Linked DNA regions of Homo sapiens: region 2 is linked to region 1. A link is a loop called in an ENCODE intact Hi-C map of the cell type or tissue named here. Cell type or tissue: IMR-90. All regions are shown on one strand. Each heading gives the region's core, and the rest is flanking DNA. Links, peaks and the distances in the headings are about the cores only.

Evidence for each region. A loop is a pair of places that touch in the nucleus more often than their neighbours do. Peaks named below come from ENCODE experiments on the same cell type or tissue, not always from the same donor. Only the 100,000 strongest peaks of a DNase experiment are listed, where the experiment ranks them.
Region 2: it touches region 1 in a loop (10-fold over the local background); 5 of 110 quality-filtered maps call a loop at or near these places.

Annotation. Positions count from the first base shown.
Region 1 is chr5:145,855,278-145,858,108 of GRCh38, forward strand. It overlaps a transcript of GRXCR2 not described here. Among named protein-coding and RNA genes, the nearest start is that of GRXCR2, 16 kb to the right of the region's middle. In IMR-90, for the core only: no CTCF peak of the experiment used is centred there; a DNase peak (open chromatin) is centred at 1,414; H3K27ac peaks cover 342 bases.
Region 2 is chr5:145,923,911-145,926,929 of GRCh38, forward strand. It overlaps a transcript of GRXCR2 not described here. Among named protein-coding and RNA genes, the nearest start is that of SH3RF2, 11 kb to the right of the region's middle. In IMR-90, for the core only: no CTCF peak of the experiment used is centred there; a DNase peak (open chromatin) is centred at 1,651.

The DNA of each region.
Region 1 (2,831 bases), core at 68-2,567:
AAGGCTAATATGTGCTTGTTAATTTAAATAAATGCATACATAACATTCTTTAACAAACACAGCCCCCAAACCAGGCCGATCTAACTTGACCTCAAGCAGACAAATGAAAGTTACTAGAGTAAGTAGCAAAGGGTAGCTATAGTGTCCTCCCCAAACTGTGGGCCGAAATTCAGTTACTATGTGAACTAGAGGCCCAAGACTGTAATTTCATTAACGATAAATACTAAATCCTTTTTCATCTTTGTCTTCTGAGGACCTAGTACGAATGTCCAGAACATAGCAGAAATCTAACAAAAAATTATTCAATGAATAAATGAATGGATGTTACATTTTTAAGACGTATTTATTAAAAACTTTTTTGAGCTTTCTAAGGATATAGTATTATTTTAATCACAGCATCATTATGATGATATTTTTTAACCTTCGTGTTTGTTTCTAGCTCTGAAGGGATTCTTGTAGTCTTAGTGGAGTACCAGTTGGTTAACCTTGTTTAAACTTATTCCTAACCCTGCCCAACCCACTGGCAAATACTTATAGTTCACAAATCAGGAAGTGGATGTTTTGGTGCAAACTTGTCTCCAGTAATAGGCAAAGAACTCAAGTATGTATGTTTTGCATACGAGGGGTCATAGCAATATTCCTGAGTTCAAAGGACGGTAAATAGAGCTTGTGGTTCTAGCTTCACAATATATCCATTGTCTGACCACTTTTTACCACATCCACTGATACCACACTGGCACTATTAGCTGCCACCAAGATTATTGCAATAGTCTCCTAGCTGGCCTCCCATTTCTGCCCTTGCCAGTGGTGTCTCCTCTCAACACAGCAGCCCGAGTGGCCTGTTAAAACATAAATCATCAGACCATGACCCTCCTCTGCTCCAGTCGGTGCCCAATCAAGAAAACAGAAACCATTCCAGGTATTTCCAAGAGAGGAAATATAGGGAATTGGTTACAAAGATTAGTGACTGCAGGTAGCCACTACCACCCCTAGGAAGGAGGAACAAAAGGGAAAATGGTGTTTCAGCGAGCCCACAACCAGAGCCAGTAAAGCAGCTACTGGTGGAAGCAAGCAGCCGGCCAGCATTCCTAGCTGCTGCTGCTGCTCCTGCAGCTGCCCTATGGGAAGGCCGCCGGGAACCCGATTCAAAAAAAGGAAGGCTCTTCCTCCCTCTCCTCTCCCAGTGTCCTGGCGCACCTAACAGGAAGCCAGCGGGCACGGGGGGTCCGGAAAGTGTAGTTTGCACGTCTCCTGCCCCAGCAGCAAGGGGGCGGGGGGTTGAAAGGGAGTGCGGAGGGCGGTAGCAGAAAGCAGGCTCTATCCACAGCAGGCCCTCACTCAGAGTAAAACCCGAGTTCTCATCGTGGCATCTGAGGGAGGCGCCCCCGCCGTGACACACAAGAACGAACTTTCCCTTCAGACGTCATCCCCGCTGCTGTCTTCATGCTCACCCAGACCAGCCACGCGGGCTCCTTCCCTGTTCTTCAAAGGTGCAGGCGCTCTTCTTCCCGACTCTAGCATTTGCTGTTTCCTCTGCCTGGGATAGTCTTACGCCAGACACCTTCCCAGCTCACTCCCTCAACTCCTTTAGGCCTTTCTTTAAATGACACCTTTTCTTATTTCTTATTTTTATTTTTAATTTATATTCCTAGACATCAGTCTCAAGCTGATAAATGGCACCTTGTCAAGGAGCCTCCCTGCAAGCTAATTTAAAAATTGCAACCTATTTTTTTTTTTTTACACGGAGTTTCGTTTTTGTTGCCCAGGCTGGAGTGCAGTGGCACAATCTTGGCTCACTGCAACCTCCACCTCCCGGGTTCAAGCGATTCTCCTGCCTCAGCCTCCCAAGTAGCTGGTATTGCAGGCATGTGCCACCACGTCTGGCTAATTTTTTGTATTTAGTAGAGAGGGGGGGTTTCACCATGCTGGTCAGGCTGGTCTTGATCTCCCGACCTTAGGTGATCCACCCGCCTCAGCCTCCCAAAGTGCTGGGATTACGGTGCGAGCCACCGCGCCCAGCCTTTTGTCCTTTTTAACACCACTATACGTTACATATATGTGTGTGTATATATGTAATGTATGTGTTATATATATAGCTTACTATATATAATTGTATATATTTTGTTCTATAGGCTATACTTATTGCATAAACATATATATTATTCCCATAAATCTATATATTTAGTTGTCTGTATTCCTTCACCAAAATTTAAGCTCGTAGGAGCATTTAGTTTGTTTTGTCTACTGATACATCCTCGGTGCTCCATAAATACTTGTAGATAGTCAACAATAACATACTGTACACTTAAAAGTTCATTAAGAGGGTAGTTCTCATGTTAAGTGTTCCTACCACAATAATAAATGAATACTTGTGAAATGAACACAATAAATATGATCATTAGTAGGTTATTTATTATGTGATGAAAAACATTAAAGGCTCTTTACAGAAGCTGAGGTTGCTCACACTTCTTCCTCTGGGCAACCTGCATAACCCCACTAAGGCTTAAATTAGATGCCCCTTCTGCATGCTCCAAATGCTCCCTGTAATTATCCTATCCCAGCACTTGTCACAGTGCATTGCAATTATCCATTTATGTATCTATCTCCTCCTCTAAAACTAAGTTCCATGAGATACCAAAGGGATGATGCCTCTCTGGGTAACATGATACATCAAGCACTTTGGAATACTGTCCTGTATGCAGCGGGGCTCAAACAATATTTGTGACGGAATATTCCTGTCGAAAAGCAGAATAGAGCCAGGCGCGGTGGCTCATGCCTGTAATCCCAGCACTTTGGGAGGCCGAGATGGGCGGATCACCTGAGGTCAGGAG
Region 2 (3,019 bases), core at 218-2,717, 69 kb after region 1:
TGTATATATCCCTTTGCATACTTTGTGAGCGTTTCTCTTGAATGAACTTCTAGATGTAGAATTACTGAGTGAAATGGAATGATACTTACAATTTTGATAGATAATGCCAAAATGCTGAAGTTAGTTAGGATACAAGCCATGTTTAGTACCAAGCAGGGGGCAAGGAATGGTTGAGTTTGGAGAGTGGCATGGAGAGATGAACTGCCCATGATCTGAGCCTCTTCTTCAGCAACCACACTCCTGTACTCCTAGTGTACCTACAGTTGATTGCCACAAAGGCAATATCTCAAATGGCAGAGCTAGATCTAGCAAGGCAAATCTATTTTAGAATCCTAGTTGAACAGTTAATTAATCATAATAAATTGAGCATAAAAACGAAATGAGATAATTCTGGTTATATTACAAAAGTCTCCATTTGTTACTGAAAACCAAAGGGATTTTTATCGAAATGTTTATGTCTGGTTTGTTGACATTTCTCTCACTATTTTATCTCAATAATAATACTAATTCCCCCTATGCTCTCTCCCTTTCTGTTTCAGGCTTATCTCCCTTTGTGTTTCTTGGAGATTAACCTGATGTTACTCTGAGAAGGCTCTGTATGTTGCCAAGTTTTGAACTCTACTGAACGGAACCAAAAATAAAAGTCTAAGACCAAAGTTGCAATAAAGTATTGACGTTTTTATTTAATAAATGTGGCAAATGGGATGACACGAAGATTAAGAGCACAGCCTGCCTGAGTGTAAGTTCCGAGTTCCTCAAGCACTGGCTGGGATAATACATAACCTCTCTCACCCTCTGTTTCCTCATCTGTAAGATGGGGGTAATTAAAGGGCTATGGTTCTTTGCACAGAATCTTGCACAAAACAATGTTAATTGTTATTATTTATTCTAGCACAGTAGCCAATCCCACCCCCTCTTAAAAGTTTTACAGGGTGTAGCAATGCCCAGACCACATAAACCTTCAGGCAGCCATTCTGTGAGTTGACAGTCATGAAATGGCCAAATCAGAATAAATAACTGCTTCAGGAAGAGAAGCCAGCAGTTGGGCTCAATTTTAAACTGTGCTTTAGATGCAACACAATAGATAAGAGGCCTGATAAGGAGAAAATGGCTAACCTTTACTGAGCACTTACTCCTGTCACACTCTTTGGAGCATTTACAAGCATCTTCTCAGTGTGTGCTCACAATAATCCTATGGAGCAAGTGCTATTATTACCATTCCGGTCTCACAGATGAGAAAACCAAGCACAGCATGTTTAAGTAATTTGCTGTAGGTCACACTCTTATTTAATAAGATGGCACCAGCCATCTGACTCCAGAGTGTATGTTCATAACTACCATAAGTTAGAAATGATGCCAGAAAAAGATAAACTATAGCTAAAACAGAAAGAATTCAGATATTGTCAATTAATATCTATATCTTTTGAGCACTTTCTATGGACCAGACATTGTTTTACCAACATGTATTAGGAAATTTATTCCTTATGACAAGCCTGGGAAGTACTTGTTACTGATTGCATTTTTATGGATGGGGCCTAGAGCTTTTGAACACAAAGGGTCACAGAGCTGTTACTGGTGAAGCTAAGTTTCTAAAGCATGTCTCCAGATTCCAAGTCGCAAGCTTTCTCCCTAGGAATGCAATAAGAATTCCAAACACAAATGAGTCATCCTCATCACTCAGCAAATATTTTTTAAGCACCTACTTGTGTCAGACACAAATTAATGACACAGACATGGTTCCTGCACCATGGGATGTAGATTGTGTGAAAGAGAGACACAATTTATAAGAACAAGTGAGTAAATAATGAATATCATATAACTAATACATAATTAACACCATCACATGGCACCCTAAAAAATGTCTAATTGCTTTGACAGATGTTATTTACAGTCAGTTATAGAAAATCATTCTAATTCTTTTTTAATAAGGGAAAAAAATTTGTTTCTCCTGTATTTCACATTATCCTGGAAGGCCTACTCATAAAAAGAGACATCTTGCACTAATCAGAGCACTTGGGGAATTACTGAATTTTGCAACTTTCTCACTTGTGTGACAAAAAAAAAACAAGATTGTGGTTACCCAATTGTCTGAGCAAACTGTCAGCTTTTGCACAGACTTGCCCTGAGTTTAATAAGAATTAAGGTTGCATCCTGCTCCTGGTTTTGAATCAAAACATTTACTGATTTCATCAGAAAGGAAACAGTGAAAGAAAGGGAGAAAGACAGGTTAGGAGTGAAATGATTTATCACTTACTTTTCTTTAGTAAGGCACAGTATCTGTCATGGATTAACGTCTAATTACAGCAGTTTCAGAGCTGTGAAGTTTATTATTTTTTTAATGGCTATCTTATCAACTGTAATGCATAAGCTATTAGGGTTATAGGATTTAACTCCCCCTGTTGCAGATGTTTTAGTAAATCTGTAATGATTTAAGCATTTTTAATATCTTTTAAAAATGTATTACACTTTAATCCATCTTGAATTAATTTTTGTATAAGGCGTAAGGAAGGGATCCAGTTTCAGCTTTCTACATATGGCTAGCCAGTTTTCCCAGTACCATTTATTAAATAGGGAATTGTTTCCCCATTTCTTGTCTTTGTCAGGTTTGTCAAAGATCAGATGGTTTTAGAAATGCGGCATTATTTCTGAGGGCTCTGTTCTGTTCCATTGGTCTATATCTCTGTGTTGGTACCAGTACCATGCTGTTTTGGTTACTGTAGCCTTGTAGTATAGTTTGAAGTCAGGTAGTGTGATGCCTCCAGCTTTGTTCTTTTGGCTTACGATTGACTTGGCAATGCAGGCTCTTTTTTGGTTCCATATGAACTTCAAAGTAGTTTTTAGCAATTCTGTGAAGAAAGTCATTGGTAGCTTGATGGGGATGCCATTGAATCTATAAATTACCTTGGGCAGTATGGCCATTTTCACAATATTGATTCTTCCTACCCATGAGCATGGAATATTCTTCCATTTGTTTGTATCCTCTTTTATTTCCTTGAGCAGTGGTTTGTAGTTCTCATTG